Regions from separate parts of the Homo sapiens genome. Here all the other regions are linked to region 3. Evidence: chromatin loops called from intact Hi-C (ENCODE). Cell type or tissue: IMR-90. All regions are shown on one strand. Links, peaks and the distances in the headings refer to the core of each region. The heading gives the core; the rest is flanking DNA.

What was found. Hi-C counts contacts between places; a loop is a spot of excess contacts. Peaks named below come from ENCODE experiments on the same cell type or tissue, not always from the same donor. Only the 100,000 strongest peaks of a DNase experiment are listed, where the experiment ranks them.
Region 1: it touches region 3 in a loop (2.4-fold over the local background); 2 of 110 quality-filtered maps call a loop at or near these places.
Region 2: it touches region 3 in a loop (7-fold over the local background); 2 of 110 quality-filtered maps call a loop at or near these places.

Annotation. Positions count from the first base shown.
Region 1 is chrX:12,365,970-12,373,919 of GRCh38, forward strand. The region is part of intron 1 of FRMPD4 (FERM and PDZ domain containing 4); the gene reads left to right. It overlaps FRMPD4-AS1 (FRMPD4 antisense RNA 1), which reads right to left. Exons shown (of 2, transcript NR_046743.1): 2 at 5,623-7,292. Among named protein-coding and RNA genes, the nearest start is that of FRMPD4-AS1, 5.4 kb to the right of the region's middle. In IMR-90, for the core only: no CTCF peak of the experiment used is centred there; DNase peaks (open chromatin) are centred at 4,722 and 6,362; H3K27ac peaks cover 1,454 bases.
Region 2 is chrX:11,783,633-11,791,582 of GRCh38, forward strand. No RefSeq gene overlaps it. Among named protein-coding and RNA genes, the nearest start is that of MSL3, 29 kb to the left of the region's middle. In IMR-90, for the core only: a CTCF peak has its summit at 4,063 (motif pointing right); no DNase peak of the experiment used is centred there.
Region 3 is chrX:12,443,674-12,451,623 of GRCh38, forward strand. All of the region lies in intron 1 of FRMPD4 (FERM and PDZ domain containing 4), which reads left to right. Among named protein-coding and RNA genes, the nearest start is that of FRMPD4-AS1, 72 kb to the left of the region's middle. RefSeq lists an enhancer at 169-258. In IMR-90, for the core only: a CTCF peak has its summit at 3,885; a DNase peak (open chromatin) is centred at 3,948; H3K27ac peaks cover 970 bases.

The DNA.
Region 1 (7,950 bases), core at 1,823-6,822, 78 kb before region 3:
ATAAGCGTTGCCCTCAAGGGTTCAGATTGGCAACAAACAACTGAATAATTAATGCCCTAAAAATGTGTTTTGCCTTATGATAGGGGTTGGGATAGAGTTGGAGAAACTTGAGGCAGGAAGCTGCTGAGTTGGCCTTGGGGTTCAGGGAACATCAGCAGAAGTAAGACTTCAGCTGGGTCTGTCTGCAGTACACAAAAGGGTTTGCCAGGCCAAGAAAGTGCGAGGTCATTTCAATGAAGGCAAAGAATATGGTCAGCCTTACAAAGGGATGTATCAGGAGTTTACTGTTGGTGGACATAGAGGATGGGACCTCGGGGCCATAGGAAGCTGATGAGAAAGGTGAGGCTGAATGATGATGAACCTCCTTGCCATCAGGAAATTGAAATGCATCCTGGAGGCTGTAGGCAACCAGTGGGATTGAACAGGGGAGTGAGAAAATTAGACAGGATCATATTAGCAAAACATAACTCTGATGGCAGTGCAGAGGGTGGACTGGAGGCACAGAGACTAGTTTCAGAGTCTAGGTGGGAGTTTGCAGCAGTTGTCCAGAATAGAGATGAAAATCACATAAATAAACCAAGGCATTAGCAATTTTCATGCATTTATTCATTTATCAGAAATGATGCAGACACTGTGTATGAGCACACCCACCCAGTGTCCCCATGGGCCAGACTATGCCAGCTCAGGAAATCTGATATCTCACAAGAGTGATCCAGTCCTTGCTCTGATGGATATACAGTCTCTTAGGAGAGAGGCATTGGATCCAGTGACACACGGCCAAGTGGCATGTGCATTGAAATAAATCTGCATGGGGCTGTGGGGCATTGAGCAGGGGCTTTGAGCCAGTGCCACTTGAGCCGAAAGTTGAATGGGGCTGAGTGTATAGTAGCTAAGTCTTGAGGTGGCTGAAGCACAGAGGACCAGGGTAGAGGGGTACCAACCCAGCAGGGTCCACTCTGTTCTGCTGCTTCTCTCTCTGGGTGGGCTGCTGCCTGCGGTGATGGCCAGGGCAGGGAATATCATCAAAAACCAGGCAGGCACACAGACTCTGCACTTCAGGCCAGCTCCTTGGGGGCATCAGGAGACCAAGCCTTTGCTTTTCCTGGTCCGTGGCTTGTACTTGCCTGGGAGCAGGTGAAACAGCAGAGACATATACAACCTTGCTTTTCCATTCACATACCTGCCTAGACTTAGTGGGGGAAGAACAGGATGACTAGAAGTTCTCAAACATGAAGGCTCGGTTTTCTGTAAACTCCAAACTGCCCCTCCCCTGCCTTTTTGCCCTTTCTAAATACAGATGAGGTTTCTATCCAGCTGGACCACCTCTGGGTGGGCAGTACTGCCCCTTCCCGATCCCATTCCGGCCTGCACATATAGCACTGCAGCATTGCCTACCCCAGGGGCACCCTTCACATTTCATGCTAATGAAGGTTGACTCCTGGAATCATGGCTACATTGCACATAGCACCTTCTTGAGTTGCGCAATGAACCATCCTTAGTGGCTGCCCTAATTGCCGATTTCCACTTTGACAAGGATTTATGGATGCCAGTGTGCAGAGAGGAGATTGGAGGGCGTGGGATTCGAGTGGAGATGTAAGGAGTCCAGTTACGGGGCCGCTGCACTCGTTGGAGAGGAGTCGATGGTGCTTGGGGCAGCAGAAGTGTCGGATGGTGGCAATAACCATGAGGGAAAGGAGATGCTTCGAGGTCCTTTCAGGATGTAAAACTGATGGACCTGGTCAGGGATTAGACATGGAAGGTGAAGGAGATGATGTCAAGGCAGAACCTTAAGTCAGGAGATGTTAGGAGCTAGTGAAGAGTTTTGTGGAAGGGATTTATCATGTTACTTAAAAAGGAAATAAGAGAATAAATAGGCTGAATGTACTTTCATCTTCATGTAAAACAAAATAAAAACTCTTCTTAGGAGGCTTGCATACCTGACTATACCTGTCTATCCTCATCACTGACACCCACTAATCAGATCTCTATCTAGGCTTAGGTCCCTGTTCTCTTTCTCACCCATCCTCCTGCATGACCTTAGCATCTGTGGAGATGATGCCTCTAATGCAATGACCATACATTGCCAATCCATTGCAGAAGCCCTCTCTTTCTGGTACATCCCAGAGCTTGGCTTTTCCCCTGGGAGACAGGAGAGTGTGGTGGTGAAGAGCTGGCCCCCTGGAGTAGACTGCCTGGGCTTGAGCAAGTGACTACATCTCTCTGCCTCAGTTTCCTTCCCACAACACTCAGAGGCAAGTGCTAAAGGAGATGAAATATATAAACCAGTGACACTGCAGCCCAAAGCTTTGGTCTGTACCATTTCAGGTAGCTGGAGATAAGTGTACAACAGCTGACGTTACCAGGAGGAAGAAAGAGACTGAATATAATGTACCACCAAAGTTAGAAAAAACAACTAGTATAAATTATTTGTGCTGTATTCTTTCCAGTAAAGTGAGGCCCAGTGCTAAATTAAGAAGGGAATACAGAAATAAAAAGAATGGTTGGCAGATTACTACCTGGCGAGGGAACATGTTTTACATCTTCTGCTCTGTGCTATTTTTTTTTTTTTCAAGTCAAGTCAATAGATTCAAAACATTTAAACATGACCTATTATCTAAAAACAACATGGCTGGGTGCAGTGGCTCACGCCTGTAATCCTAGCACTTTGGGAGGCTGAGGTGGGCAGATCACTTGAGTTCAGGAGTTCAAGACCAACCTGCCCAGTATGGTGAAACCCCATCTCTATTAAAAATACAAAAATTAGCTGGGCCTGGCGGCGGGCGCCTGTAGTCCCAGCTACTCCAGAGGCTGAGGCATGAGAATCGCTTGAACCTGGGAGGTGGATGTTGCAGTGAGCCGAAGTTGCACCACTGTACTCCAGCCTGGGAAACAGAGCGAGACTCTGTCTCAACAAAAACAAAAACAAACAAAAACCCATGATATGTAATAAAAGCTATAAGTTAACACCAAACTTACAAAAAGCATATAATAAATTCAGAACTAATTTAAACAGTTTCTGCCTGTCCTCCTTTCCTTCCCCTTTCCTCTGCCCCGCCCTTCGTCTTTACCCCACTTCATCTTTAGCTACTCTCTCTCTCTCTTCATCAGTAGCCCCCAGAAAACAGAACTTCGTAACATTGTATCATTTGCATTCTCTGATCTGGGGACTCTTTTCCCTTTCAAGGGGCAGTCTGCTGTATGTAAGGGCATTTTTTAAATTAAATAATCTTAAACTTTTATTTTAATTTTTTAAAATTAAAATAAACTCAGTTTTTTTTTTTTCATTTTGAGAATTCTTTAATAGTTTATGACACCACGCAAGTAACTGGAGTCATGCTGGTCTGTCTCCAAACAAGATTTAAGAAATCCTGTGTTAGAGCGTGGGTTATATCATTTAACTAACGCGGGCCTCCTTTTTGTCTGAATTGATTTCAAATTAAATGCAATACATGTATATTTGAGACTTGAGCTGGATACTGTTTCAACATTGGAGACACAAAAAACAAAACTTCTGAATAGAAGATGTGTAGTTTAGAATGGGAAATAGATTCAAATGCATAATTATACAATGTAAGAAGTGTTATAGGTCTATATAAAATACCAAGGTGGCCAATAACCATGCCTGTGGCATTCTGGGAAGACTTCATGGAGGAAGAAGTGTTGTTTAATCTGGTTCTTGAAACGTAAGTAGGAATTCAATAGTTGGAGAGAAAATGGCAGAGTCTCATAGTCAGTGGAAACTGCTGTTATAAAGAAGGGTCCTGAAGTACAAGATGCATGATAGAGTCAAGGAACATATGATGTGAGTGTGACTAGAGATCAGTAAGGAAGGCTGAGGCCAAGTTCAGACAAACAGGCCTAGTTCCTATGCCAAAGAGTTTGGACTTAGTCACTAGTAGTAATCTAAATCATCCATTCAGAGTAGTGACTTTCCTCCTCTATTATATAGAAATATGTATAATATATATATTTTACGTTTCATACGTATATATGCTTTTTGCCTCCTCTCCAATACTTAATGGCTCTGGTTTTTTTATTGGACTGAACTTTTGCATGTGAGCTTTCTAGTGTTGAGCAAATGCTCTTTCATTTATCATAATTTTCCAATTTTTTAAGAAAAATCTTTTCTGCTCAGTAACAAACACAATTCACAAAGAAAGAGAATGTCCACAGGGAATTTGCTTCCAATTGGTCACTTCATTTAAAGTTTTTGAACTGGGGCCGGGTGTAGTGGCTCACACCTGTAACCCCAGCACTTTGGGAGGCCGAGGCAGGAGGATCACTTCAACCCAGGAGTTTGAGACCAGGCTGGGCAACCCAGTGAGACCCCATCTCCACAAAAATAAATAAACAAGAAACAAATATAAAATTTTTGAACTGGGAAAGCAGATGAAGAAATGTAACAAAAAGCAAAAGCCCCATCAATTGGGAGTTATTCTAGCTATTTCACCCAGGAGGCTCACGTCATTACTGTCAGGGAAATGCACTGTCCCTCTGTGCTTGGCCTTGACCATATGGAGGAGAAAAGCTTGCTGGGGGACAAGAGAACAAACCCAAAGGCAATGCTTCCTAGAGCTGCCTGTAGCCCCAGGGCAGTGTCTCTCTCCAAGATTCAGCCTTCCTGCTGCAAAAATCTGCTCACGTGCAAAAGGCAGGGGTTTGGCAGATGCTTACAAAATGTTACAAGTGTTCCAAAGATAAAAGTATTACGTGAGAAGAAGGAAGGATTCTGGTGAACCCTGGCCTGTAGTTGTAATTCTCAAAGTTTTAGTCAGTGCGACAGCTGGCCTTTGTAAAAACTGCTAGAACCCAAACTTTCTTCCTTAAACATGTTTTAAATATTTGCTTCTCAACTGCTTGTCTTCAGGGACTTTATCATTAAGAATATTTGGAACCCAGAAAGCATCTGTGTCTTCAGTGAGATATAAAAATAGACCCAGTCTACTATGCTGTCCAGGGAATCTTATTTTATTAACAAGCAAGTGATATAGTAGTATCATTGCCAAGGGGAAATTTCTCTCTCCTGATTAAGTGTGCTTCCTGTTATTGGATAGGGAATGCAGAAATAGATTGCTTCCCTTTTTGCCTTGACTACCAGGAAACCTGTAGTTTTATTTAACATTAAATTGCTGTACACTAGCTATCTTCAGCCTAGGTTTTCTTAGGAAATTATATCACCCCCTTCTCTATTTGAACTTTGTATACTTGTTTTAATGGTTTTGTAGTATCTGTATTTCTTAGTATAAATTATCCAAATGACATTTACGTTTCCCCAAAAAATCACAATAGGAATTGGCTACCCATATGGCGTAGCCTGTTGTGTATGTATCTCCTGACCTGACCATAGCCCAGCCAGTTTATCTGGTCACCATTAAGTCTGAGAATTATGGTGGCCCAAGATACTTGAGAGGTGGGTAGAATGACAAGAAGAGAAGAAAAAGCATGGGGAGTAGAGGGGGAATGTCCCTCATTAACCCTTATTTTCTAAACTGATTTACTTGTGGCTTAAAAAACTGAGCACGAAATTCCTACATGAAGAGTTTCTTTTGGTTTCATTTTAATATGAGTATTTCAAAGATTCCTTTGCCTTCAACTTGTTAGAATGTCATGACAGTAACGATTGCAATCATTTAAGAAGTCTTTATTATGCTACAGGCAACCTCCAGATCTGCACAATGGTAGTTTCTGGGGAGATTAAATGTGCTACAGTATGCTAAATACTTAGCACAGTGGCTGACACATGAGATTAATAAATATGCCTATGATGATGGTAAAGAATAAATATGAATAGAGTGGCCACATATAGCAAATAAAAATACAGGACGCACAGTTCGATTTGAATTTCAGATAAACAGCAAACAATGTAAGTTTAGTGTAAGTATGGACCCTGCAATACTGGGGACATAACTTATACTAAAAACTATTATCCCATGCAACATTTGGGACATACTTATTCTAAAAATTATTATCCCATGCAATGGTTAAGATATAACTATACCAAAAAAATTGTTTCTCTGAAATTCATGTTTAACTGGGCATTTTGTGCTTTATCAAGCAACTCTAAATGTGAATACATGTAGAATGGTAGCTTCTGATAAGCACTGAGATACTTCCAGGAAACCAGCCCTGCTCCTCTGCAGAGAAGACTCACCCACTCATCATCTCCTGTGCTCATCCAGAAGTCTGGGCTCCATCAGTGTTTCTTGATTTGATTCAGATTTCCTGTCTCTATAGTCAATTTAATGTCAGCCACGGGCAGCTTCCCAGTGTTTGACATTCGCTAACTTTCAGAAGCTGCCGGAAACGTGTCAGCCTTACTCTGGTCTTTCCCAACCTTGGCTGAACAAAAGCATCGCCTGAGAATCTTAAAAATCCTGATACCCAGGTCACATTCCAGACCAGTTACATCAGAATCTCAGCAATGAGGCCAGGTATGGGTATTTTTAATGCTTTCCACGTTAGTTCCAGTGAATGCCTGGGATGAGAGCTGTAGCCTAGCCTTACAGGCCCTCTAAAGCCTTGGCTGAAGCAGTGATGCTGGCTCCTCCCAGGACCTGCTGGAATGTTCCTCCTTGTGTTCTGTTCTACTTTTCACCATCCCTACTAGCAGTATTTCCTCGTCTTCCAAAATAGCAGGGTCTGATTCCTGGTAATGGTGCTGAGACCAGGCGTGCTGGGTTCTCTGAGCAGAGTGTGTCGAGGCTATTGCCTTTTGCTATACAGGTTCTGTACATTGGGCCTCCAGGTTAATTGGGTTTCTAGAAGGATCCTAGGAAGATGACATGTCTTTTTCCTTTTTGTCACATGCTGACAGAGCTGGCCTCCCTTTCAACTGGGTTTGAGGTATTTCCTCAGAGGAGAGTGAGCTCTGAGTTGTAGAAGTGTCTGGGTGTGATTCAATCCAAGCAACAATCCTGAGGTACTGCAGGGCCGAACACCATCTTTCTGGGACTGGGTCCTCAGGACAAGCAAGGAGTTGATGGACCAAACCCTGGTTTCTAGTGCCACAATGGAGCCGAGAAGTCCTTTAGAACTTTGGGGGACAGCACCACTGACTTCTCTCCTCTTGCCGCCTCACCAGTTACAGGATAGTTTCCTTGTATTTTGGTCTTCATCAGGTACAAAGTTTAAAAACCTTGTATAGCTTAGCCCTTGATTTGTAAAGTCAAGTGCATAATCACAATATGCACAACCTAATGTTTTCACAAGGCAGGTTGATCACCCAGTTTGCTCTGTGTGTTCTCTCGATTGAAGTTCTAACCGACTTCTTAGTGGAAAGGAAATAATTCATTCTGCAGAGAGAATATTACATTTCGCATGCTTTAACCTGGGTGTTTAAAAATTCAAATTCTCCTATGACATTGCACTCCCTTTTTTGCATTTTAATTATTCTGGAGCTGTAAAGAGAGTTCAGGCACTAAGTAATAATCAGATGCTGAATGCCTAAACTCTACAGAGTGGTTGCTTTTAAAAACCTCAATCCCAGATAATAAATAGTGGGAGTTTATCAAGGCAAGTGGCATATACTTTTCCTGTGTTTTGATTCAGATGTGTAACAATTTCTACCTGCTGGTTTAAATTGGCCCAGAGAACACCTTTTGTGTTAAGCCCACTCACTGCTAGAAGGAACCAGCATCAATCTGACAATAGAATAATATTATCTCCCAACTAAACAAAGAAAGAAGCCAATAATCCAAAGCCCAAACTGTGCGGTCTCCTGCTATTTTTAGAACTTGAGGGGAAAAGAATCCTCTTTATTGTAAAAATGATCCAATTAAGTACGAAGTTAGCCACTGGGAAACACAGCGTTTTCTTTGCACACCATTTTGGAGACCAGCATTCCTTTTATTAAAGCAGAAAATGAAGCCCACAAAGCTGTCCGCTTTCCAAAGGCGGAACGGAGGGTTCCGGGTTCGCTTGGTTACCTGCATTGCAAATGTCAGCTGGCAG
Region 2 (7,950 bases), core at 1,019-6,018, 660 kb before region 3:
AGGAGGGAATTGAGACTAACTGCTAATAGATATGAGCTTTTTTTGGGGGGTGATGGATATTTTTGGAATCAGTAGTGATCATTATACCACTCTGAATATACTAAAAACCACCGAATTGTCAGCATTTAAAGGGTAAATTTTATGGTATGTGAATGATATGGTTTGGATTTGTGTCCTTGCCTAATCTCATGTTGAACTGTAATCCCCAATGTTGGAGGCGGGGCCTGATGGGAGGTAATTGGATCATGGGGGTCATCCTTCATGAATGGTTTAGAACCACTCTCCTGGTGCTGATCTTGTGATAGTGAGTGAGTTATCGTAAGATCTGGTTGTTTAAAAGTGTGTAGCACCTCCCACCTCTCTCTCTTGCTCCTGCTCCTACCATGTAAGAAGCCTGCTCCCCCTTTGCCTTCTGCCATGATTGAAAGCTTCCTGAGGCCTCTCCAGAAACAGAAGGTGTTATGCTTCCTGTACAGACTACAGAACCATGAGCCAAATAAACTTCTTTTCTTTATAAATTACAGTTTCAGGTATTTCTTTATAGCAATGTGAGAATAGATTAAAACAGGGAATTATATCTCACTTTTTAGAAAGGGGTCTCTAAAAATTGGCTGTGCCTAAAACTCAAGGAAAATACACTATGAAAACCCATTTTTGAGAGCTGAAAGGCTACTTATTCCAATACTCCAGTGAGGCTTCTTTCAAGCATCACTGCTTAAAACAGGCCAAGGTTCCTCTTGTCATTCCTCTGAGTTCATACCTCCTCTGAAGGTCAGAAAACCTGTGCCTTTATACAGCTTCCTTTGTAAGCAAATATGGGGTTGACAGATCTTCAAACTTTTTGGCTTTCTGATTCTCCTGCTTAGCAAGATAGGGCATAAGGAATAAGTATATACTGATACTGTGATATAAGCAAAAAAGGTTAATTCACAGAGGTTAGTGACAGCAAGAATAAAATGAATTGTTAAGACTAAAGCAAACCAGAGCCAGTTAATCTTTACAAGTCTTCCATGTTTTGGAATTTCTTTGCAACATCAATCTTCATCCTTCCAGAGGATCATGAAAATCATAGGTAGTAAAGTGCTTGACTATGTTTTTCTATTGATTTGTACTTTTCCCACTTAGATTTACAACTCTCAGTGGGATGATTTAATAAGCCATTTTGGAGATATGGCTTGGCACAAGGTAAATTACACCAGCCTGCAGGCTCTATTTACTGCTCAATCTTCACTATTGTAAAGGTGACTTTTGAGACAATTTCAGGTCACCAGCCTCTATTAGTCGTCCATTAGTATCCAGAAAATAATTTTGGGTGAGATGATTTGTGAGCTGCATAGAAACACACCTATTAGTGTCAGAGGATAAAGGCTGTTTAAACGTGCTTGGGCAGTATACAAAACAAAGTCTGAAAACCGAAAACACTCTATTGGAGGGAAAACCTAGTAAGATTTTCTTCTGATATATGATATTTCATCTTGTCTTTTATATTCTGTAGCATGTGAAATATAACCAATCAGGGACTCTTAGTTAATTTGGTGGTCCACAAGAAGCCATGGTGTGATAGATGGATTTAAAAATGTTTCTAAATCTTTACACACCTAACACCACCACCACCACTACTCCCTTTCCTAACCTGTGAAATGTGAGTTTGAAGTTCCTCTAATAAAGAAGTGGGGTCTATTTTCTTTGCTCTTGAAAAGGGCAAAGAAAAGTCTGGTCTTATAACTTGCTTTAGCCAAGGCAATATGGCAGAAGTCACTCCCTTCCATTCTTTCCCTTGGAAACTTGCTGAGATGTGAACAAATCCCAGTTAACCTGCAGACGATAAGAGCCACATGGCCTGTTATTCTTATTACCACTGCCAACAATCAGCCGACTGGCCAACATGTGAAAAAAAAAAATCTTAGACTGGCCAACCCCCAGCCTACCTGCCAGCTCTCAACAGATGCATATACAAGCCAGCCAAGATTAGCTAAGTCTAGCCCAAGTTAGCAGACCCATCCAGGTGACCCATGTACTGTTGATCAATAATAAATGCTTATTGTTTTAAGCCACTGAATTTTGGGATGCTTTGCTATACAGCAATAGCTAATGTCACAACGTGCCTTTTGTGGTGCAAATGTTTTACTCCCTCTCTGTGGAACAGTTTAAACTTCGTTGCCTTGGCTGAAATCACTGAAACCCTGGCATGTTCAGAAGCCATCAGATGCTCAAGGGAACATATACCTACCCTTGCTACTGCTCAAATAACAAGGAAGAAAGTAGATGGAGACAGCAACACATCTTTGGGATCCTGTAGCTAGCATGAAGTCTGGTGGGGGCAGGTGGGGGGCAGTTGGTAAGAAATTTAGAATTTGCAGAAAACTAGAAAGGAGAATATAAAATACATTTTCACTATAAAGTTAAAAAAACTGTTATTATTTTGTAATATTTGTTTCAACCACTATTTGTAAGACAAAAAAAAAATTATATTTGGCTAAAGTTCCCTTTAACCATTACCTGGGTCTCAAGCCCCTGCCTTTCTTCCACAGGCAAAAATAGCCTGAGTGTGGTATAGTGTGGACTCACATTGTACAATGAAACTTTTTGCTCTTTTACTCATCATAGTTTTGACATACATATATATATGACATACATCCATATGTATATATACATACATGTATAACATATGCATAAATATGTAAATATGTGTTTTACTTATATACATGTTTAGCTTAATACTTTCAACTGCTGTATGACAGTCTATCACATGGATGTAATAGCCTGTATTAATTCCTTTACCATTGTTGAATATTCAGATTGCTTCCAAATTCCCCTTTTACTCATACATAGTGCTGAAATAAATAGCACTTGTATATAATTCCTTGTATTCAAATGCCAGTCTTTCTCTAGGTCACACACCCAGAATTCTGGATGGTGGGACACATACTTTTTTGCATTTTCTAGAGTCTAAATTTATCCCACCAGACAGGAACCTGGCTTTATAAGATTTCCTTGATGGTAAGTTTCAGAGTCGTTGTCTTATGGGACAAATTTATAACACAAGAAGCTAAAATAAAAGAAAAGCTAGATGGAAACTTGAAATCTCTTTGAAATGTTCTCCAAATGGACAAACATATCACATTAGATCATTTCTGAGAAGTCTCAGATTCATTATTCAATAAGGCAAACCAGTTCTTTTGTTTTGTTTTGATTTTCTCAATGGAGAAGTCAAGTTTAAAATCTTGTATTTTACCGTGCCAAGACATGGTATGGTAAACATACCATGGTATGATCATGGTCAAGTTCAAACAACTTTCCCTCTGTAAACAGAACATTACTCTTGTTGCTTAAGTAGTAAGTAGCTAAGTGCTCTTAGATTTTTACACAACCCCGTCAAAAGTGAATTAGCACACAAGAAGCCTGCCGTCATAATAAATGTTCTTCTCAACAAATTGTGTGTACCCTTTGTCTTCTGGGCTCAGTGCAAACCAGCTGATCATAACAGGATGGTGTCAACATCACCCTATTCTTTCGGTTTGTAACCATATCTGAGAGCTGCCTGAGGTTTTCTTGGTTTATGTCAGTTTACATTATAGATATTTTATAATGGAGACGCTCTTAGTTTTAAATTCTTACAACTGGTGATAAGAATTGCTGTTTTGTAGAAGTAATACTATATCATGCACTTTGTATAGAAAAATGAGGAGAAATAAAACTATGGGAAAGCGACATCTTTGTCCTCAAAACTCCCAAGCCAGCCCGATGACAAAATGTTGATTAGTCCAAGTAATAAAATAATTATATTAATGAAGTGAAATCCTGCTGGCTTCCAGAAATCACTCTGAAAGGAACCTCTAACGCTAGTTTTTTAGTTCTTTCCTTTAAGATTTGGGCAATCAAGACTCTGGTTTTTGAAATATCCTGCATGTTTTGTACACGTGAGGGGAATTTTATAAAGAGATTTCAGGTGCTGTCAGTTTTTCGGCGATTATCGGGCAGCTCCAAATTCATCGCTTTCTGCTGTGCTGAAAACTCCTTTGCTCTCTTGCTTCCTGTTGTGTTTTGCCAGCAGGGGGCACTGGAGAGGGACAACTGGACGGGAGAGAGGGGTTCATCTCGATTGGCTTGCTGCTTCGTCAGGATGCAGGGGCGCTTCACTCTGGCTGCAGCGGCTGGTGGCAGCCTCCAACTTCTTTCCGCACTTCCAGAAGCATCCTCCTGGGGCCGGTCGGTCACACCGGCAACAGCTGGGAGGCGCCCCTTCCTCAGCGGCCTGAGCTTAGCCTAGCGTCTCCTCCTCTAAACCCCTGCTCCCAGCAGCAGCCGGGTAGCCCTCCCTCCTCCGCAGGTATCAACATCTATAAACATTTTTAAAGTCCTTGATACATTTGCCAAATTGCTTTCCAGACGAATTATCGTGATTTACACTCTCACTGGTTATGTGCGAAAATGCTTCCAGAAACCCCCTCCCATACGATTGTTGCTAATTAACTAATCATTGTCTTTGGTTGATTTTTATATTTAACTCTTGAATTCAGTGGTTCTCAAATGCTAGCTCCAAGACATGCTGCATCAGAATTATGGGGGAATATAGAGTCCCAGAGCTTACCTCTGGAGATTCTGATTCTGTTGAAGCTTTCTGAAATTAATTGCATAACTTTTCATGTTTTTATATTCAAACTTCTGAGTTTTTGACTTGGAATTATCCAGGCCCTGAAAGTTTGAACCAAATCTACTTCAAAATCATCAGGGCCCACAGTTCTGGCATTTGAATACAAGTTTCATGGCTTGCCCAGTTTCCTCATCTGAAAACTCCATGAACTCTCTTATGGGATTTTTCAGATTGTTTACTACTTGCTGACTTTTTTTTTTTTTTTTTAAATAAAAAAGGGACTTAAAGGAGAATGTCGAACCTGAACCTCAATTGGGGTAACTGCACCGGATCGCTATAGCAAAGGGAAGACCTTGTTTCTGTATTTGTGCTCCCTCTCACCCCTGGCTAGAGCCTCTTACTCTAATTAATACTTTCACCAAAACCTAGAGCCTTGGTTCCTATGTTCAAAAGCTTTTAGAATGGCATATTCTATAGTTTTCCTTATGTCAAGGAGTGGGCCTGAGATATTTCCTGAAAAGAGAGTCTTTGTGAGTACTGATAGACCATGATGGAAGTTGTGAGTACTGATAGACCATGATGGAAGTTTTACTTTGCCTCTGTTTGCCCTCTAAGGTTTATGACACTTTGGTTTTTTAATATAAAATATAAAATGTGGAAGCGGGATGCCTATGGATTCTGAGTATCCAGAATCAGTGTTTGTTTAGTGGTATCTAATTAGGAATGCTATCCATGAGGATGTCAGTGGCCCAGGAGAAAAAGATACAGTAGCTCCAGCTCTTTATTACCTTGGTGAAGGTTGTCACAGTGATGTGGGGAGGCCAAATTTTAGAACGTGAAGGAAAAGTGACCCCAGCCTCTATCACTTAGCAAATTACGACCTGTGGGCCAAATCAGGCCTCCTGCCTGCTTTTCTAAAGTTTTATGGAAACACAGCCACACCCTTTCATTTAAATAGTGTCTGTAACTGCTTTCAAGTTATAATGGCAGAAGTTGAGTGGTTGCTACAGAGACTGCATGGCCTACAAAGCTAAAAATATTCATTATTTGATCCTTTACAGATAATGTTTGCTAAGCCTGATCTAGATTTTCAAATATATTACAGCTGTGCCTGCTTAGTTATTTCTTGCAGTTTCAAAGGATTTTTTTCAGCAGCTGCTATTTTAACATTCATAATTCATTTAATGGACATTTTCCTCATCCCTTTCTATTGATTATATTTGGCAAAGCTATTCTCTTTATATATATATGTATTTTTTTTTTCAAGAAACTTGCACTCTTGGGCTTGTAAATAATGCTATGGTTTTCTATTTTCTAATATATTTGTTTTGATGCTTTAATTATTTCCTTCATCCTACTTATAGACTTAAAAAATCCTTGTCTAAATATATTAAGGTAATTATTATTATTTTTGACCCAACTAACTCCCATTTCTTTTAAAATTATAGGAAACTAATATTTTCCAAATATAAAAACAAACTAAAAACAAAAAGACACAGACACATCAAAGCACAGATAAAAGGGGGAAAAAATCATCCAACATCATGATGCCATAGCTCGTCACCATAACTATTTTGGAGTTTTTCCTTCTAGTCTCTTTTTTAAAAAAAAATTAAGTTTTTTAATAGTAAAGAAACACAATAACATAAAATTAACCATTGCAATCATTTTTTAAGTGTACAGTTCAGTAGTGTTAAGTACATTCACATTGTCGTGCAACAGATCTCTAGAACTTTTTCATCTACCAAAATTGAAACTCTGAACCTATTAAACAAGTCCTCACTTCCCTTTTCCCCCAGCCTCTGGCAACCACCATTGTATTTTCATCTCTATTAATTTGATGACTCCAGGTACCTCATATAAGGGGAATCATACAGTATTTTTCTTTCTGTGACTGCCTTATTTCACTTAGCATAATGTCCTGAAGGTTTATGTTGTTGTAGCATGTGTCAGAATTTCTTTTTATTAAAGCTGAATAATAATCCATTGTATGGATAGACCACATTTTGTTTCTGTTGGTAGACACTAGGGTTGCATCCACCTCTTGGCTATTGTGAATTATGCTGCTGTGAACATGGGTGTGCAAATATCTCTTTGAGATCTTGCTTTCAATTCTTTTGGATATAGAAGTAAAAGTGGGATTGCTGGATAATATGGCAATTCTGTTTTCATTTTTTGAGAAACATCCATGCCGTTTCTGGTAGGCACTGTACCATTTTGTCTCCTTTATGAGGCACAAGTGTTTCAGTGGTTAGTTCAACTCATCATTTTCTTTAAATAAAATTTAAATAAATGTTGCCTAACTGAACCCCCTTTTCTATGCCCCATGGAAAATGCAATCCCCTGCTCGAAATGTCTGTCTTGAAGACTTTTATTGTCATGTTTGCATCAATTTCTTCTCTTATTGTTTTCCTCTATTTTCTCTTTTTTCTGGGAGTATTTCTCAATTTTTATTCTTATATTACTAGTCAATTGTAAATCACCTGCCACCAGCTAACTTAAATTTAACAATGTTTTTTATTTCCTTGAAGTCTCTTTCTCCTGACCTGCTTGCTTTTTAGTAAGACAAATAGATTGAGAAAAGAAATGCTTTCTTAAAAAATGAGATTCTGAAAACCCTGACCACTTAGCTCGTGGATTAAAAAAAATCTTTTTCTCAGCATTTAGATGAGATTTTGTATCTTATTGCTGTTGCCAGATAACTTTGCTTTTTCTTTGAGTCTCCATGTCTTACATGCAGTTTATGAGAGACATTTTTCATCCAATCTGCTCACACTGCCATCTGAACAGAATGATGTTTCTTGCTTTTAAGATATAAAAGAAGACGATAGAGTTGTCTTGTTTTAGAACTATTTTAAAATATCCTAAAGAAAGTTTGAAATACTAAATGGAACATCAAAACTTTGAGTTCATTTATTGCTGCATAATGACAGTTTGGTGGTTTAAAATGATGATTTATTCTCCCCACCCTGTTGGTTGCCTAGGCTGAGCTAGGCAGTTCTTCTCCTCCACACTGTTGGTTGTGGCCACTCCTGGGGTTGCATTCAGCTGGGAGCTTATCTGCAGCCAGGATCTCCAAGATGGCTTCACTCAAAGACTGGTACCACAGCTGGTGTATCTGGGACTGGCTGAGCCTCTCTTTCCAGCAGAGGAGACAAACTCTCCACATGGTGATTCAGGGCTCCAAGAGGGAAAGCAGAAGCTGACAGGCCTCTTCTACCATATTGTGCTGCCAAAGCAAGTCACAAGACCACCTTATATTCAAGGGAAGGGAAAATAAACTCCAGGTCTTGATGGCAAAGGCAGACTACTTGGCAGCCATATTTGCAGGGAATATACCAAAACTTAATATAAAT
Region 3 (7,950 bases), core at 1,721-6,720:
AAACAAATGAAAACATGGTTTCATTGGGTTGTGATTATTCTTAGGGCCAGCTTGTTTGTACCTTCTAGCGTTATTGGTTATGCTGCCAAAGTAAATGTGGGACGCAGATGTTTTTGCTTTTTGTGGAAAAAAACACAAAGATACTAATTGAACCCATTTACCATTCATATTTTGACCTCCTGGATAAGTGTGTCCCAGCCACATGGTGAGTTAGCCTTCTTTGAAAAACTTCAACTTGCATATCATTTGCGTCATTTCTCTACTTTCTGAATCAGCCTAATACTCATTTTGACACTTCTAACTTATCTTGAAAGTCCCCGTTTTTTCATGTTCTAATTTTCTGTCCACCTGATGGTTTTCGGTTCCTTCAGGTCTTGACAGCATAGTATAGAACACATCCTAACTCACTGTATGTTGTTCTGCCCATCCCCTGATTTCAGAGAGATGTAGGGTTTTCATTCTCCTGTAGGGAGACATAGGGGTTATTCATGAAGCAGAGAAAGAAAAAAAAAAATAGAATATGGGGAAATAAGCAGATCTCTTTCCAAAAGCTGAGGTTTTCTAAGGAATATGGAAAATAAGAGGTTCCTAAAGGAAAATTTCTTGCCTGACCAAAAACATAATTATTTCTTTCATTAATTTAGGTGGATGTGTGTTTATGTTGACAATAGAGAATAAAGGGGGTGGTAAGCTCTATGCAAAGAGGGCTGTAAAGAACAGCTGTCAAGACATTTTCTTATGAGAATGAGAAGAGAACTACCTTTGCAACTTCAAAAATGGAGACATGGTATTTGTACTTTTTCTTTTGCTACTAGACAGTGAAGTTCTTGGGACCTAAGGGCAGGGTTTTATCTTGTTCCTCTCTTTCTCCACATCTTAGTCCATTTTGTGTTGTTATAACAAAATACCAGAATTGCCTAGAATACTGGGTAATTTATAAACAAGAGAAATATATTGGCTCACAGTTCTGGAGTTGGGGAGTCCAAGAGCATGACACTGACATCTGGTGAGGGTCCTCTTGCTGTATCATTGCATTATGGGAGGCAGAAGAGCAATAGAGTGCAAGAGAGCAAGAAGGGGCCAAACTTGCTTTTATAACAAGCCTACTCTCAAGATAACTAACCCACTCCCATGATAAGGACATTAATCTATTCATGACCAAATCACCTCTCATTAGGCACCACCTTCCGACACTGTTGCATTGGGGATTAAGTTTCCAACACATGAACTTTGGGGAACACATTTAAACCTTAGCACTGCAGTACATATTTCACTTATTCTACAAGCAACCATCCTGACCTGAGTTTGACTTGGGAAAGTTATTACAACAAAGTTCCTGTTCTTGATCCTTTGGGAGCTCTCTCATTATCCCTGTCTTAGAACTTGGTTTAGCTGGCTCCAGGGCTTTCATGATGGATGAGGTGTGGATTGGTTAGTTCCTCTTGCAATGGCCACTGCATTAGTTATCATAAAATTTCATGTAGAGCAGTGTTTCTCAAAGAGTGGTCCATGGTTGGGCATCAACAGCATCACCTGGGAATTTGATAGAAATGAAAAACTGTAGGTCCCTCTACAGATTTACTGAATCAGAAAATATGTTTTAACAAGCCCTCCAGGTGATTGTAATGTGTGCTAACGTTTGAGAATGCTGACGTAGAGCATTCTGTGCTACATTGGTAGTATCTCATGCTTCACTTGAGGGGCTTTAAAAATAAATAAAAATGGAAATTGTGGAAGAACTCCACCTGACAAAAGTTCAAATAGTAGAATTAGAGAAAAGATGTGCAAAAACAGATTTGGGAATAATAATCAGATCATTTGTTGAATGCCTGTCACGTATAAGACACTCTTCTAGCACCTTTTGCTTACATTCTCTCTATTCCTGACAACAAATGTAAAAGGTCGGTAGTTATATATCCATTTATATCCCTATTTTATAGCAGATGCAACTTATTCAAAAGAGGTTAAGTAATGCATTCACGGTCAACAGCTAATAAGAGGCAGCAGTGAAATGGAAGTTGAAGCAAAGTCTGTGCACTTATAGCAACTAGACAGGAATAAATATGAATTTTGAGCTGTTGGTAAGTGGGGTATTGTTATTATGTACTTTTTTATTATGAAAAATGTTTCATGGCTGACATGGCATTTCTACTCTGTTTTAAAAGATTTTGGCAACAGCCATGAGCCAGTTCAACAATGTATGTCAGATTTGTTTAAAGGATTTTCAAACTGTAGCACAAAGACCAAGCCTGTGCAGGTCTCACATGTTCTTGTGTTTGATAACATCTATTGTTTACAAAATGAGAGATGCTTTATCACAAGGGTTGTTCAATGGATTGGGCTTCTTACTGCTAATGTGACTTGGGTCTGTGAACTCAAAGATGAGAGTTGAGAGCAAGAGAGAGAGAAATTGTAAACTCTTATTCTCAGGGACTGGGTAGAAAAGGGAGAGGCTATCTAGACCACTGACTTTTAATCTTGTTTGATCAAAACCCACAGTTAGAAATACATTGTATAATACATTTCAGGACATACATATGTACATATTTATAAAACAATCAATAATGAACAGAATATTTGTAGTTAGTATGTATGACAAACACTGATGCTTGCTATTTTAGTCTATTTAACTTTTCATACTAGCCACCACCCACTGCAGAGATTTTGCATTCCACTAAGTAGCAACTTGCAATACTGAAAATATTAGAATATTGAAAAACATTATTTAGAGCACACATTTTGGGGCAATTGAGGTGTTTTGAGGGCCTGGAATAAGGAATTAGTATTCCTCTAGTGGGAAGAAGATAATCAAAGAGGCTCTCATCTTGAATTGTAGCACCCATTATTCCCACGTGTTGTGGGTGGGACCTGGTGGGAGATAATGGAATCATGGGGGTGGTTCTCCTACACTTCTCTTGTGGTAGTGAATAAGTCTCATGAGAGCTGTTGGTTTTATAAGGGGGAACGCCTTTTGCTAGGCTCTTATTTTCTCTCTTGTCTGCCACCATGTAAGATGTGGCTTTTGCCTTCCACCATGATGGTGAGGCTTCCCCAGCCATGTGGAACTGAGTCCATTAAACCTCCTTTTGTCTACACATTACCCAGTCTCGGGTATGTCTTTGTCAGCAGCATGAAGGCTGACTAATACACCAGGGGTGGCTCCACCCCTTTTGGGGCATTTGGAAATGGCTATGAGCATGATGTAGCTGTCGCAATGAGAGCGAGCACTGCTGGCGTTTGGTGGTTGGGGGATGGAATGCTGACTGTGGTGAGGAGCGTGGGCAATCTTGCATAGCAAAGTTTGTCCTGCCCAGCATGCCCATAGCTCTCCAGTGGAGGAATGCAATGTGGACCTTTTTGCCACCAAGCCAGTCTGGTCCCTCAGATCCCTAGCAGCCAAAGACTAGATCCCAGGGACTCTTTGGGCTAGGCTCCTGTGGTTCCAAATGACGAAATTAATACCCCAGTCCTAAATCAGTGATGGCAAGAAACCTATCAGGGAAGCAACATGGATGACCAAGGCAGAATTTCTCAACCTCGGCACTGTTGATATTTGGGGCCAGATAATTTTTTGTCCTTGAGAGCCACCTTGTACTTTGAAGTATATCTAGCAGCATCCCTGGCCTTAATGCTAGACGTCATAAGCACTGCTTTTCACCCCCCAGTTGTGACAACCAAAAGTATTGCCAGATATTGCCAAGTGTCCCCAGAAGGGCAAGTCCCCCTCATTAAGAATCACCAGTCTAAAGTAATGAAGAGAACGCCAGACAACTTTTATTAAGAATCACCAGTCTAAAGTAATGAAGAGAACACCAGACAACTTTTTAAATGAATTTCATGTAAGAACAGGCACTTCACAAGTAGCATGCCTGGAACAAGCCTGCCCCCTCCTGCAACTTTTCTGAGTCAGATGGAATCAATGCAACACGTCAGTGGTTTATGGTCTTTTATATTTCCCTAGGTTGCAAGTGGTTAGTCATTTTACAGCCTACCTACGTCATGGATCCAGGGCCTTATTCTGTTTGTTTACATGTGAAATATATAAATTGAAGTCTGTACAGATTCCTGGTAAAATCCAGTTAAGACAATGCATGACACATGGGGCCACTGCAGTTATTATCAAAACAACATACAAAAATAAGCATCATCCCTCTGTTAAGGTCCCTTAATTCTCACTGTGTTTCCTTTCTATTTCATCACATCAAACTAAATGCAGTGTTGCCTTCGAACATCTGCTTTCATAATATAAAGCTGTCTTTTCAACATAAATCTTACTTTCAACTTCCCTAGGAAACATGCTTTGGATTTAGGTGTCACGGGTGGTGACTGTCCTTGTAGAGGACTGTCGTGGTAAACAAAGGTGATATTTGTAGAATGGTAATTAATCACATGCAGCAGGTAATGCTTGAATCTTTTTAGAATCCTCTGACTGTGCATGTTCAGGGAATGATGGAGTGTTTGTATACTCAGTCAAAGTGAAAACATTTTGTTGTTTCCAGACAAAACAAGCCTCTCTTAAAATTTATTGAATTCCTATTTCTGATAAATGAAATGATCTATGCATTTGTTAGAATTTTGTCCTTTTAACGGTAACTACATTTAGAGCTGAAAAGAATAAAAATTTATTATTTAAAATTCATGTTATCGGACAATAAGAGGATCACAGGATTTGAGTAAAAAAACAAAAACCAAAAACAAACAAAAAACAACTACCTAATTCTTGGCCCCGAAACACTTTAATAAATAAAATGAGCTCCTTTCCTGTAAATAAAAATTGCTAAAATGTACAATGTAGACTAGGCAAATTCAAGACCAATAAGTACAGTTTTGGTCCTTCTGAATTTTATTACTTCTGCCATTGATTGAGTTAAGCAATCTTTGGCTGGAAAGAAAATAACATTCCTGGCATATGCCTAGGAAATATTAAATTATCCAGGCAAATGGGTTTGTTTTTTTGTGCAAGGAAGACTAATAGGAATTATTGCTATCTTCATGGAAATACAGGGATCATAGGTCGCTTGTACTGAAATGAAGGTGCTTCTATTTCATGCTCTTAACATTTACATATTTGATTTCAAATTAAGTGATATGTTGAAGATTAAACATCTTTGGATACAATGAGTGTGGAAAGACACATCTGATCTCATGTCAGTCTTTTCCTACTGAGTAGTGCTACCAATCCAATATACACACAACCATACTCTCCATGTTGAGCAGGCATGGACTTAATGTCCCCTCTGGTTGATGCTTAAGGGTGCTTAGGATCCCGCTTGAACAGCCCACCTCTGCTCAGAAAACTAGCTATCTGATGGCCAAGCACCCTGGATACAAGGCTTAAAGGAATTAATTCTCTATTTCATACCTGGCTGATCTGTTCATACATGCAGAAATCCATGAGTGTCCCATGCTATTTGAAATTCTAAATGAAGGAATTTTCACAATACGTATTTAGGCCAAACTGATTGTGGTCAACCCTCTGCTCTCTGAGAAATTCTTTAGAGAGAAAAACCATAGGATAAACAAATACTGGATTTAGCAATCAGAAAAATTATTCTTAAAACTTTTTTTCTAACTTCCCAACTGGGCAACTGTGGACAAGTTGCTCAAACTTTTTGATCCTCACTGTCCTTGAGTGTTAAGTAAGAGTTACCATTTTAACTACCCTATATCTCAATATTGTTGTCAGTATTTGAGACAGTAATATATCTCAAATTGCTTTGGAAGCTGAGTGCACTCAAAATATAAGATACTGTTGTCGTTTTTTCAGTAACTGAAATTGGATTATCAGAATGACTGGACTTGGAGAATTAGCCAGAAAAATTTTTCTTAAAATAATGGAATAATCCAACAAAATATAATACTGACACAAATCATGCTACTACTAATAATGATGCTTTTCACTTATTTAGTACAGGATAAAGATTGTTGTTCTCTCTGTTTATGATAACTTTAGCCAGTTTGTCTCTTGCCTTCATCTTGGATTCTGATTTTATGTTTCACTACTCATGATATCCTTATTTATAGGCAGTTCAGGCCAGGCAGGGTGACTCACGCCTCTAATTACAGCACTTCGGGAGACCAAGGTGGGAGCATCACTTGAGCCCAGGAGTTTGAGATCAGCCTTGGCAACATAGGGAGACCACCATCTCTATTAAAAATTTAAAAATTAGCTGGACACGGTGGTACATTCCCATAGTCCCAGCTACTCAGGAGGCTGAGATGGGAGGATTTCTTGAGCCTGGGAGGTGGAGGCTGCAGTGAGCCATGTTTGCGCCACTGCACTCCAGTCTGGGTGGGAGAATGAGACCTTGTCTCAAAAGAAAAGAAAAAAAAAGAAATTATAGGCAGAAATTATTTGAACTGGCTCTCCTTTTATTCCTGTGAAGAGATTTTCTAAATCCATTGTGCTAATATTAGGGGAGAGAGATGTATTATTTAAAAGCCAAAGGAATGATTAAAAAAAAATAGAAACAAAAGCTACAAAATTAATAAAAAGAAATCATAGGGATAAAACATCCTAACTCTCTCTGTTTGGGTTAGGTTCTATGACCTGTAATAGAAAATTAATAGTAACAGTTATATATAATAATGATAATAAACAGTGGTGTTAAAAGACAGAAGTTTATCTGTCCTATTAAAAAAAAGGGAAGTTGGGTAGGACAAGGCTTGGTTGGACACTGCACAGTCACCAAGGGAACTTTCTGTTCTACCATTATAGTGAATTGCTTTTAATTTCAAGTTCATCTCATGTTGTAAGGTAGCCTATGAATCCATGACACTGACCTCTACATTCCAGAGAATAGGAAAAGGATTGAGACAGAAATAAGGAAAGACATATGATTTCTCAGCATAAAGCAAATTTCATGGAAATCCCATTCAATATTTTCACTGCAATATCATTGCCCACAGCTTAATCACATGGCTTCAGTGAGCTCCAAGACTGGAAACATAGCCTTTTAACTGCTCATACTCATACTTTTTGAAAGAGAGATTATTTTACCAAGGAAGAAGGGAAGCTGACTATTGGATAGCAGCCAGCAAAAACTGCCATAGTTTTCCTCAAATAAACATGTAACCATCTACTAAACTGAGATAGAATGTTTGATGGGGACCTTCTATGCCCAGAATAATTGCCAATAAATCAATGGAAATAACTCTTTGGTTTGGACTCAGTGTTGTTCTATTTATCCAAAAAAAAAAAAAAAAAAAAGAGAGAGAGAAACAGACTGAGAGACATAAACTAGAGTACATTAAGCCAGTGGCCCCTCATCTTATTCAGGAAAAAAAAAAAGGCGAAGTCCTCACAGTGAATGGTCGACAAGGCCCTTCAGGACCTGGCCTATTACCTCCATGACATCATTTCCTACTGCTCATTCCACTTCAGATCCACCAGCCTTAAATGTGGCAAGCAGATATCTGCCTTAGGATCTGCGCACTGGCTCTTCCATTGGACCTGAATCACTTCCCCTGGTATTTGCATGGTTCATGTCTTCTCCTCCTTCAAGTCTTTGCTCGGATTCCCTCTTCTCATTGAAACCTGCCTGATCCAGAGAGACCAGACGTTTTGCCTTCTTTTATTCATAGTATTTAGAACCCTCAGCTCATCCCTGCCCCCCTCCAATGAACAGATAATTAATGACACTTTCCTCTTTTTCAGACAATACCCAATTGTGTTTGGAAAATGGTTTTGAAGAATCTCTTTTGGTCTTTCATGGGTTTTCTAATTTTCTCCTTCCATGAGATACATTTTCCGTCTGTTTAATTGGGAAGAGAGTTGAGGGACATTTTCAGAAGGTGTGGTCTTGAAGGAAAGGGACAAAGATGGCATACATATCATATTTTGACTGATACCTATTTCTGTGTATATAAAAATATGCTCACAGGTCAAGAACCAGGAAAAGGTCTTTAAATATGTAATATCTTTGCTTGTATTTGTCTCAAAAGTTTTCA